Linked DNA regions of Homo sapiens: region 2 is linked to region 1. A link is a contact called in ENCODE Hi-C or POLR2A ChIA-PET data. All regions are on one chromosome and are shown on one strand. The core of a region is the stretch at or near the end of the contact, and the rest is flanking DNA. Distances in the headings are between cores, read along the strand shown. Region 1 holds the start of HYAL2 (hyaluronidase 2). Region 2 holds the start of CACNA2D2 (calcium voltage-gated channel auxiliary subunit alpha2delta 2).

What was found. Hi-C counts contacts between places; a loop is a spot of excess contacts on that map. ChIA-PET counts read pairs that join two places held with the same protein, here RNA polymerase II (POLR2A). Pooled maps may share reads with other maps.
Region 2: a loop to region 1 is called in a pooled map, with 4 times the contacts of the local background. The contact joins the promoter of CACNA2D2 here to the promoter of HYAL2 in region 1. A Hi-C loop is called at or near these places in 1 of 50 pooled maps. POLR2A ChIA-PET finds 5 or more read pairs at or near these places in 3 of 52 experiments (CD4-positive, alpha-beta T cell, WTC11 and naive thymus-derived CD8-positive, alpha-beta T cell).

Annotation. Positions count from the first base shown.
Region 1 is chr3:50,321,495-50,327,000 of GRCh38, forward strand. HYAL2 (hyaluronidase 2) reads right to left here and starts at 1,251. Exons shown (of 4, transcript NM_003773.5): 1 at 1,159-1,251. TUSC2 (tumor suppressor 2, mitochondrial calcium regulator) reads right to left here. Exons shown (of 3, transcript NM_007275.3): 2 at 4,863-4,983; 3 at 3,415-4,692. The coding sequence ends at 4,627. RefSeq lists enhancers at 15-354, 988-1,661, 2,444-2,945 and a silencer at 3,154-3,343.
Region 2 is chr3:50,500,999-50,506,839 of GRCh38, forward strand. It overlaps CACNA2D2 (calcium voltage-gated channel auxiliary subunit alpha2delta 2), which reads right to left and starts at 2,636. Exons shown (of 38, transcript NM_006030.4): 1 at 2,220-2,636. The coding sequence starts at 2,425. RefSeq lists enhancers at 2,747-3,255, 3,256-3,764.

The DNA of each region.
Region 1 (5,506 bases), core at 1-2,500:
GGCCCTTTAAGACTCCAGTGCGGAGGTGGGCCCGGGATTGGACTTGCGGACGGGGCGGGAAGGTGTGGTCCACCTTTCTCGGTGCCGGTGCCTCGTTTCGGGCTCGAAGAGCCCCAGGTCCTCTGCAGAGGGACGTGGCCGCCCATTTAGGACCCTAATGCCCCTCTGAGCCGGGCTTTCTATGGGAGTCTCAGCCACGAGCGCCAGTCAGCCTGAAATGTTTCCCCTGCAGCCCGAGGCCGGTGGTTCAGTCCTCCCAGCTCCGCGGCGCCGCCAGCCCTTTAAAGAGACAGTGTGAGGGACAAGGCAGGGGGACGGGAAGGGGGGGGGGGGGAATAGGAGGAGGCGTTGCCCCGTTCGGCCATCAGGAGGTGCTGTGGTACTCCGAGGTTGGCAGGGGGCAGCACCAGATCTGGCTCTGCACCCCCTAACGTAGACGCCAGCCGTGGGTCCCCTTTGTGTGGAAAAAGGGACTTTGACCTGAGGCGACCTCTGGTCTCCTGGAGAGTAGTGCCCCGCCTCCCACGAATCAGGGGCCCCCTTCTCTGGTCCGCCGTCTAAAGGGAGGCCCCGCCCCCTGCCAGACTGAGGGAAGGGGCCAAGCACCGCTTCTTAGCCGGCCCAGGAAGGGCCGAGGCAGTCGTTATCCTGGCAGCCCGGCTCTGGGTCGCGGCGTGGCCGCAGGGTTGGGGTCAGGGAAGCTCAGAGGGGTCTAGGAGGTTGGCCGCCCCTCTCCCTGACTCGCATCAGGGCGGGACAGTCATCCCTGAGATCCCGTCCTTTTCTGCCCAGTCTCTGAGGTCCTTTGGGAGCCCGGCTCCCTCTCAACCCCGAGGAGGCCTCCATTCCTTGCAGCAGTTTCTGGCTGGACCTCCGAGAAAGCCAGCAAGAGGGGTCTCCCAGGGCCTCCATCCCGTATCCAGCGCCCCCTACGCTCCACAGGCCTCTCCCGGTGGGGGGCAGGCTTAGACCCTGGCGAGCCCCGTGCGAAACCACCTCGGCTCTTCCTAGGTCCGCTCCCTTGTGCGAGACTCAACTCCCAAAAGGGCCCGCGTCTGCACCACCAGCCCCTAACCCTCCCGGGCGCCAGGAGAGGGAGGGAGTGCAACTGCGAGCGCATCTGTGGGGGTGCAGACCAGCCGTCTGCTCTGGGCTCACCTGTGTGGGAGTCCGTCGGCCCAGTAGGTCGGTGGCCTCCCTCCTTCCTGGGGTGAGCCTCTCCAGCTAGGCTACTTGCGCCAGCTGCTGCCCGTTGGGCAGCTCGCCGAGGACTTGATAAACCCCATTCCCTCCCATCCGCTCCCGCCTCCCATCCCAGCCCTTTCTCCTCACTTCCTGCTGCCCCCTGAGAGGAAAGGGCCAGGAACAGGCGTGGGGGAGGAGATCGCCTTGACCCTGTTTCCCTCCAGAATGCCCTGCTGGCTGGCTGCCCTCCCCACCCTTCCCGAGTAGGATCTGGCCCCGCCAGCTGCGCCAGGTGACAGGAAGGCTATGGGCTCAGGATCAGGTGCCAATCTCCCCCACACCCACAGCTTCCAACACTAGGGAACCTCTTCACTCCTTCCCTAGGATTGGGGCCCATCCTCAAATCCAGTAGGGTGTGAGAGGATGGGGTCAGGTGGTGGTGCTTTTGGGAGTCAAAATACTTGGGGGTCGTTCAGCTGATGGTCCCCCAGAGCAGGTGCCCAAGAAGGGAACTAGCCTTGGGGGGAGGGTCGGGGGGACTTCCAGTAGCTGAGTCCGTTTTTTTCCACTGAGAGCTTCCGCATCCTGTGTGACAGGACAATGTGTTAGTGAGTGTGACTGTGTGGGTTGGGGAGGAGGGGATGGACTGGGAGGGTTCTGCAGAGTGCTTTCCTGCTGGAGTTCATTCCTGGATGGATTTCAGAGTCCACTATACAGAGTAGGGGGCTCCTTACAACATGGATGAGGAAAGGGGTATACTCCTCTGGGAGGGGTGTTCCTGTGGCTGGCCCTAGGGAGGACTGCAGCAAGGTTCCAGCAGACCTCTCCAGGGGTGCAAATCTACCTACCCTCAAATCACCCAGAGCCAACCCCTCAACAACCCAATGGCCCAATGCCCAGGAGCCTCTCCCCCAACAGAAGGCTGTGTGAGGGGTAGGTGAATACCCAGGAGTCTGGCCCTGAGGACCAAGGAGTCCAAGACATGGTAGGGGAAGGTGCAGTGTCCCTGTACCACTGTGCTGGCTTCACAGGGGCCAGAAGCCTTGAAAGCTCCATGGGTGGGGACCCCCGGGGAAACAAAGGCTAGGCCAGACTGTCCCAGGGCAGGGACACTTCCTCAGGCAGCCAGCAGGAAGGAAGTGAGCACAGCCCGGCGGGAGAGAGTGGGGAAGTGTTGCCTGACCCCCATTGTTTCCAGCGATGGGGTCAGCTGGGTAGGCCCAGCACAGGGAGTTCCCTCAGGCTGGGACAGTGGTGGTAGGAGACAGGATGCTATCTGGCATGGGAGAGCCCTGGGCCTTGAACAGCCAGTAGAGGGGGACCATGGAGGATGACAGGGCCTCATGTTTGGCATCTTATGGGGGTATGGGGAGGCACCCCACAGAACTGCAAGTCCAGGCTGGATATGGTGATCCTGCCCTAGCCTTGACAAGTTCAAACCTCCGAAAGACTGGCAGACCAGCTCCCTACACTCAGAAGCCTGTCCCTGAAATCTCCCCTCTTTAACTGGGAGTTGGACTGATAGTCAAAGCCTAAGCCTAGTAGAGAATCTGCCTTATAGCAGCCCCTGAGAAGTGCAGGCAGAATGACCACAGTGGGCAGGCTGCAGGTGATGAGAAGATGGGGGCAACAGACAGCAGGGGCAATACTAGTGGGCCGAGCCTTGCTTGCTGAAACAGCAGCCTGAGCTCATTCTCCCATGGTGTCCGCAGGCAGGCCTCAGAGGAGGCACATGAGTTTGGGTTGCTGAGCCTGGCAGTAGGCCAAAGGCGTGGGGACACCTATCTGGCTGCTGTCCATTAAAGCTGGGCCTTTGAGGTCCATGGGGGTCAGGCCATGACCCCACTTAGGATCAGCTGGCGATGCTACAGCTAAGACAGATATTCCAGAACTATCTTGGGTCACACTCTCTCACCTTAGATCAGGCAGGTGGGGCCAATCCTTAGTGAAGTATCCCAGGGCCTTCTGATTCCAAGGGTCACCACCACATGGATCACAACAGATAAATGAGTGCCCTCCCACCCTGCAGGGGGCCTGCAGTGAGGTCTGTGTGAACACACAGCCACCTGCTGGCCACAGTTGGGATGGCCACAGGCTGGGCTCAGACTTACTCTTGGGCTTTGCTGGTCATAGGGGGCCTGCCAGAGTCCTGTGCCAGGCCTACCTATTGAACCCAGGTGGTAGTCTAGACACTGGGTGTCAGAGCCCCCACAGGATGCCACTCTCATGTGCAGGATCTACAAATCATTTTATTGAAATTGAACAAATAACACAACAGTCTTCCTAAGCTAGGGGCCATCCTCCCCAAGCCATTTCCCACATTATAGAAGCACAGAGCTTGCACAGTACTTAAAAAAAAAGTCACCTCTATATAGAAATCAGACTCTGCCACGACATCATCATGGACTATTTACAAACCTTCACATTATAAGTATTCCTTTTATGGTTTTTCCCTCCTTTCTTTCCCTACCCAGGGGTTCTAGTGCTTTCCCTTGACTGATCCTGAAGGGGTGGGGGTTACTGTAAGGGAGGGGGTGGTAGGCTACTCATAACTACTGGCACCAGCCTTAGGGTGTTGTCCCTTACCACAAGGTGGTGAACAGTCCCCTCCCAATTGGAGGGGTGGAGGATTTGGTGCAAAGCCATGGAGATTAGACAGAATAGGTGGGTTGGAGTAACTCCCCATAGGCACAAGCATCCGCAGCCTGTCCTGACCCCAGCCTGCACTCTCTCAACTCCTCAACTGGGGGTTCGGGGTTGGGGGGCAACAGTTAGTTGCAGTAGGGGGATCAGCCCAGCCCTGGGTAGAGGGAGAAGCCCCCACCCAGTCCCCACTCCTATCAATAGCCAGCAAACTGTCCATCCATCTGAAGGCGGGAACAAATGGCAGGTAGGTCGGAAGAATCAGGCTGGCACTGCCCCCAGCCTCTGTCCAACACAGGAGGAATCGAGGTAGCAAACGGCTGAAATGCTCTGACTAGGGGTTAAAAGGGAAGTGAAGGAAAGGAAGTTCCTACTTGTATACAGTGCCCACAGCCTAGGGGCTGGAAGAAAGCATACCTTGCTTGTAAAGTGCTGTAGCCTCTAGCAGGGCTAGGCCCCAGGCAAACTTGGAAGAAAGCAGACCAGGCAAGGAACCAGGTAACGGGCATTCCTGACTGGTATATGCCCTGCTGTGCTGCTTGCAGGGGTGGCTTGGGAGAGTGGGGTGCTAACTCTGCCATTAGCCTTCACCACCCACCAACCACCTCTTGTCCACACACAAACCAACACCCAACCAATACTGTGGGACCGACCCGCTCACAGCTGAAGGTTATGGGCCAACAGAGTTTATTCAGGGTTGTGGCCCCAGCCTGGGCTCCTCAATGGAAGCCACACCTTGATTGAGCCTGGGAGTTTCTTGCCGGGGCAGGGGGTGCTTCTGTCTGCCACCTCCCAGGGTCACACCTCATAGAGGATCACAGGGAAATCCACGTGGATGCGGGGGTGATCCAGCTTCACGATGCCCTGCCATGGAAACAGAGGCTAGTAAGGGTCAGCTCAGGGCCTCTACTTCAGGAAGCTTCCTTGTTCCTCCCAGATCCCCCCGCAAAAGCCCCCACCATGACAACAGATCCCATCTGGGTCCACCTCCACACGCTTAGTGTAGGCTCTGTGACCGCTGCCCAGCCCCTCACCTGAGGAATCAGATTCTTATGCACTCGCCTCAGCTTGGCCCGCTTCTGCCCGTTCTTGGTGACGATTGTCTCCTCATAGAACTCGTGAGCCAGATCCCCATCCTCATCATAGAACATAGAGCTGTGTAGAGGGAGAAGGAAACAGGCTGGGCTGGAGCCCCACACCTGGGCATGGCAAATGTCACAGGTCACGGGGAAGTCTGTGGTCTTCCCAACCCCAAGTGGGAAGAAAAGAGGATAATATGCCTGGAGAATCCTTTTTTTAAAAAAAATTTTTCGAGACAGAATCTCACTCTGTTGCCCAGGCTGGAGGTGCAGTGGCGCGATCTCAGCTTGCTGCAACCTCTGCCTCCTGGGTTCAAGCAATTCTCCTGCCTCAGCCTCCCAAGTAGCTGGGACTACAGACATGCACCACCACACCCTGCTAATTTTTTGTATTTTAGTAGAGACGGGGTTTTGCCATGTTGCTCTGGCTGGTCTCGAACTCCTGAACTCAGGCAATCCACTCGTCTTCATCTCCCAAAGTGTTAGGATTACAGGCGTGAGCCACGGTGCCTGGCCTGCCTGGAGAATCCTTTGCCTGGGGTTTGGGGTCTACTAGAAGAAAGTGGGAAGTGAGGTGATGGGTGGGCAGTGCTACTATG
Region 2 (5,841 bases), core at 1,386-3,885, 180 kb after region 1:
GGGCCTTCCCCACTGAGGGGTTGTCACTCCAGTGCCATGAAGCTGGGTTCCACTCTCCTCCTTGGAAATCCACCTGTATCAAAGTGTCATCCCAGCCTGGCCACACTGACCCAGCAGAAGGTTCTGGGAGGTCACCCATCCCTGAGCAGCCCCACAGAACCTTCTGGCCCGAACAACAGCCTAAACCTTTCTTACCAGTTCAACAAAAGCACCAATTCCACTGGCCATGGTCATGTGTGGGCCCCTTCCTCCCTCCAAGGATCAATGTGCATCCTCGTCTGCGGGACCAGGGCAGCTGAAGGGCACTGGCTGTCACAGCAAACCCTCTGTGTTGTTGTACCATTAGTCACCTCCCCCTGGACCCTCAGAGCGGCACAGCCCCCACCCCACCCCCACCCTCATTCTCTAATTACAGTTTGCAAGACATGTCCCAAACCCCCAAATTAGCTCCAACTATATCGACAACAGCGTCCAGCTGGAAGTGTGTCGCTGCCGTCACACCCGCCTCGCCATCTTCTGGCTGGGGACAGAGGGATAGGTGCCTACTCTGGTCAGGTTCTCACATCGGCCTTCTAGAGGAGACTCGTGCAGGCCCAGAAGCCATCTGACCAACTGCACGTTGCAGGGAAAGGGAGTGAGGTCGGGAGAGGTGGAAAGAGACATCCACTTAAACCTTCACTCAAGGAGCTATGAAACGGCTAAGAAAAAAATAATTGTGGCTTGGCTCGTGCTTGGCTTTGAGGAAGAAAGAACAACAAAAAAATAATGCTTTTGCTTTTTTTAAGCACTATGATTGAAGTCCATTTCCATCACGGCAAATGAAAGACAATAACGCATCCACCAGCCCTGAACTTCCATTCGATTCTTTTCTCCCTGGGCAACCCCCAAACACACATGTGAAAAATCCAGACGGTTGACAGAGGACACGTCCGTGCGGCACTTGTAATTTGCCAACTGATCACCTGCCTGAGCACAGCCAGGCTGTGCAATGAGAGAGACGACAAGACGGAGAGAGAGACCCAGAGAGGCGGTTTTCCTGAGTTTGTTTTTCCCTCATCTTAGAGAGCCTACGAACTGGAGTCGGCAGGTTTTGTGGCAGAACCAGGGGCTCTTACCCTTGGGCAGAGCTGGTTTAAATGACGCAGAGCCAGCCTCTCCCTTTCCCCGAGGCCAGACCCTTCCCCTTGGCCACCAGCAGCCCGACGACTCATGCCCCAGTCTCCAGGCCAGGACACTGGTGAAGGAGTCCAGGGACAGGTGGCTCCTCAGACCCGGAGACAGATAACAGAAGCAAGGTGGTCACCGTGCCCCAAAGGGGGTCTGGGCACTGACATAGGGCTGAAGCACAGTGTCAGGAAACTGATACGTCCTAAAGGCCACATGCACTGAACATCCACTCCCAGCCCCAGACACATCTGGCTAAGCTCACCCGTAGGAGGCAGCCCGAGTTTGCTGGCTCTTGGGGAGGAGGAGAAGGCTCAGAAGGACCAAAAAACCTGCGGAGGCTGGCAGAGCCAGGAGAAGCTATTACTCTGTTGGCAGCAGCAGCAGGCGCAGGCAGGGGTCCTTCCCACCATTCACCTTCTGCCCGGACCCCAACGCCTTCACCTCCCAACTGGGCTCTCCAGGGTACTCTCTCCTCAGGTGGAGGGGGGCCAAGAACAGGGGACACTGCCTCTGTGGCACTGGCCACAGCAAGAAGGTGCTCGCATCATCAGCATACAGCTCCCCACTAAAGGAAAAGGCCCTTGAAGGCAGGTGTGGAGATGTCCCTCACCTCTGGCTGTAAAGCGCCGGATTCCCACCAGGGAGGGAACGTGGGGCAGATGCGCGGCTCCAACTCCGCCGGACAGGGGTCGCTGGCCGCCCCTCTCACCCAACCCGGGTTTCCCTCTCACCGGGTCAGCGGCAGGGGAATCAGCTGACAAGCTCGGACCGCCCCCCCCCAACTCCTCCCGGGGCTTGAAGATCTTGCCTTGCCTCATTCGGGGGATTTGGGGGAAGCAGGGGCACCGCGGGGAAGTTTCGCGACGCAGCCAGAGCGCCGGGACCGCGGCTGCCAGCCTTCGGGGCTTGGGGCCGTCGCCCCCGGGCGCAGCGGGCAGCCGGACCCAGCGCCTCTGCCCTGGCGCGGAGCGCAGGGAAGGAGTAGCGCGGACCGGGGGCAGAGCGGGGCGCAAGGCTCGGCCGGGGTCTCGCGGCCGGCCGAGGCCACTTACGTGTGCTGCTGGGGGAAGCTGTAGGCAGAGGCGCCGGGGGCGGCGAGCAGCGGTAGAAGCGGCAGCAGCAGCCACAGCGGGCGCGGGGGCCCGGACGTCGGGCGCCGGGTGCCGGGGCCAGGGTGGGGGCCGCAGCCGGGCCAGGGGCGCGCAGTCCGCGCTGGGCCGGGCCGAGAGGCGCCGCAGGTCCGAGCCGGCACCGCCATGTTTCCATTCAAGATGCGGCGCCGCGGGGAGGGGGGGCAGTGGCGGCGGCGGCGGCGGCGGCGGGGTTGGGGGGGCGCGGGCGGCGGGCGGTAACTCGGCCTCTCCTCCGCCGCCGCCTTCTCCGCGAGGGGCCTCCGGGGCTGCACGGGCCGCAGCGCCTCTGCGGGCTGCGCGCTGCTATCTCCCTGCAGCGCTGGCTCCAAGCGCTCTGAGCGCCCGGCCCGGGACCTGCGCTCAAATAGCAGCCGCCGCCAACCTGCCGGCACCGCCCTCTTCTCTCCCTCCCTCCCTCTCTCTTCCCGGGCTGGCCCGCCCCCGCGCGCCCCCGCCGCGGCCACGCGCCCACCCGTGCCCGCGCGCCTCTCGTCCCCGCGCAGCCCGAATCCTGCCCTACTGGCTCGGGCGTCCTGCGCCCCAGCTGCTACCCGAGCGCCCCGGGTGCGCCCCCGCCCCCACACCTCAGACCCTGCCGCTCCTCCCCACCCCACCCGCGGGAAGAGTCCCGGGCCCCGCGGCCCAAGGCAGGAGCATATGTGACCCTTTTGGGGGCTCGACCTTCAACAGGCTTAAGGCCTAGAGTCACAGGTTTAATGGTGGAGTGACAGCTTCAGCGGAGACCAGAAAAGGAGGCATGCTGAACTTACAGCCCCCGTGGCTCTAGCTATCTTTAAGATTTCTCTCTGTCGGGGGCTTGCACGCCCGGCTGCTGGCAGAAAGGGCCTGGACCTCCTGGTTCCCTAAGCGGAAACCTGGGCACGGCTGTACGGTTGTGGGGGGCTGGGGACGGCAGGATGCAGCCCTCTGCAGCCACTCGCTTCGCTTCCCTGGGCTGAACAGGCACTGTGTGCAGGCCTGTCCCAAGCCCCAGTTCCCGGAGTTTGCACAGCCTCTGTTTAGATTCTTCCAGAGCCAGGAAGCTCATCTCTGCACAACCCAGTCCTTTCTGTCCTGGAGGCCCCTGGCTCTTCCCTGCTGTGGGCAGAAGACTGGGGCTGGTGTCAACCTTGACTCCACAGCTTGTGGCCCTTTCAGAGCCTCAGTGTCCTCGCTTGTGAATGCTTGTGTGGGTGCCCACTCCCATTTCCAGGATGAAGTGAGAATGGGGAGAATCTCTTGGTAAACTGAAGCATTCACAATGAGGGGAGACCATCCCTAGGATTCTACTGAAGTTACCCTGGAACCCAGCTCTGCCTCTGGTGCAGATAGGATGAGAGAATGCTCCCCACCAACTTGACACAGGGCAGGACCCCCTCAGCAATAACTGCCCACAGACCTGGCCTATCACGAGGAATGAGGGATAGTAACCAGCTGGGCAGGATGGTTCGGAAATGTCCAGATGCCCCACCTCATGGTATCAGTGGCTCTCCTATCACCCACTCACAAGTCAGCCCAAGGAGGGCTTGCAGTTGAAAGGGAATAGTAGCCCCTGGACTGAAAAGGGTAGGGGTAGGGGCTGGAAATAGGGCCTAGGACAGCCTTCCCTTGCTGCCTAGTCCTGCCTTGGCTTCTCCAATCCCAGCAAACCAGGGCTTGACAGGGAACAGTTTCCTTCATTTCTTGAAGTGTCCTCCTCCCTTGACCTGAATGAGCCTTCAGGGGCCAGACAGGTTTGCCAGCAGATCCCAAACCATGAGACCCCAAAAAAAGTATCAGAGGAAGGCAACGCAGGGGCCAGGGGCCTGGTGGACAGGTGGGACCTGATGGACTATGGGAGACGATAGTCCAGCTCTTTGGGGGGACAAGCAGGGTCCTCACTGAGCCAGTTGCCCCCCTGCCACCTCTGGACACAATGGGAGGGCAGGGGGGCAGGGGTCCTGCTCAGGAGTCGACAAGCGTGAGCTCAACAGCTGCCTTCCCAGCCCTGCCTGCTGAGACCTGTTCCCAGCATCTCTGTCTTCCTCATGCCCAAGGTAGGGCTGGCCTGTGATATCCTCTCTTACCTGTTTGCTGGACATATAATACCTGTGCCCATGGCCCCAGGGGACCATCATAAAGGACATCATTCCTCTTGGGTGCCCTGTCGGGGGTGGGCGCCTTCCCAAGGCAGACTCTGCAGTGGCCTGAGAAATGTGAGGGCCAGCCTCCCTGCCCTCCAACACCAGGGTAGCAACGCTATCCCCAAAGTGCCCAGGCCGTCAGGCACATGAAGTCAGTCTAGGTACAGTGGGTGGGTTTTGGCAGTTGGGTATTTCAGTTCTAGCCTCCACAGATGTGCATCTAATTGAGGCTGCTGGCACCAAGGGAAAGGCGGGAGATTTTGGTTGACAGGCCGTTAAAGGAAGACAAATAAGGAGGGGGGGGGTAATTAAGAGTAAACAAGTGGTAAGTGTTTACGAATTATAACTTTTGAGGCTTACAACATCCTCAGCCCTCTTGGTGGCTGGCTACAGCCACACGTTAAGATCTTGGGAGAAAAATTTGAGCCTTCCCAAGGAATAGGGGGACTTCCATGGCAGGCACATTGGTAAATGTGGGGCTGCCCACCTGGCCCAAGTTGCCTGTGCTGGAAGACGTAGGGTGGCAGGGGCAGGTGAAGCTACCCTGACAGGGGGCCTGGTAGGTGCCAGTTCTGCATGGGAGGTCAGCTCAGCAGGTCAGAAGAGACTGATAGAGCCATAGGGAGAAACTACTATGTGCCAAGCAGGCCATGGGCTCAGTTGTGCCACTCGAGGCCCGTCCCAAGCCCCAGCTCCCGGGGTTTGCACAGCCTCTATTTAGATTCTTCCAGAGCCAGGAAGGTCATCTCTGCACACCCTAGTCCTTTCTGTCCTGGAGGCCCCTGGCTCTTCCCTGCTGTGGGGAGAATACTGGGGCTGGTGTCAACCTTGACTCCACAGCTTGTGGCCCTTTCAGAGGAAGCCCATCAGGAACATCCAGGACGCCTGTGGTGGCAAGATTTTCACCCTAGCCTGCCCCGCGCCCAGTCTCACCTTTTACCAACAGGCTGGACAGCTCCTTATTCAGAGAAAACTCCTGCCTCGGGCTTTACTCCTGCAGTTCCTCCTGCCTGGAACACCCTCTTTTACCTCTACCATTTGAACTCAAGATATTTATGAGCCCATTAATACCACTTATACCAGGAAGCCTTCCTGGGGTACTACCACCCCCAACTGGATGGGCCTCCTCCTCTTGGTCCTGTCCCTCCTGCTTCCTGCCCCGGCCAGTAGTATGCTGTGGCCTCTGCCTTGGGTTCAGAAACACACCTGCACTCTGGCCTCTTTTTTTTGAGACAGTGTCTCACTCTGTCGCCAGGCTGAAGTGCAATGGCATGATCTCGGCTCACTGCAACCTCCAACTCCCTGGTTCAAGTGATTCTCCTGCCTCAGCCTCCTCAGTAACTGGGATTACAGGCACGTGCCACCGCACCCAGCTAATTTTTGTATTTTCAGTAGAGACGGGGTTTCGCCATCTTGGC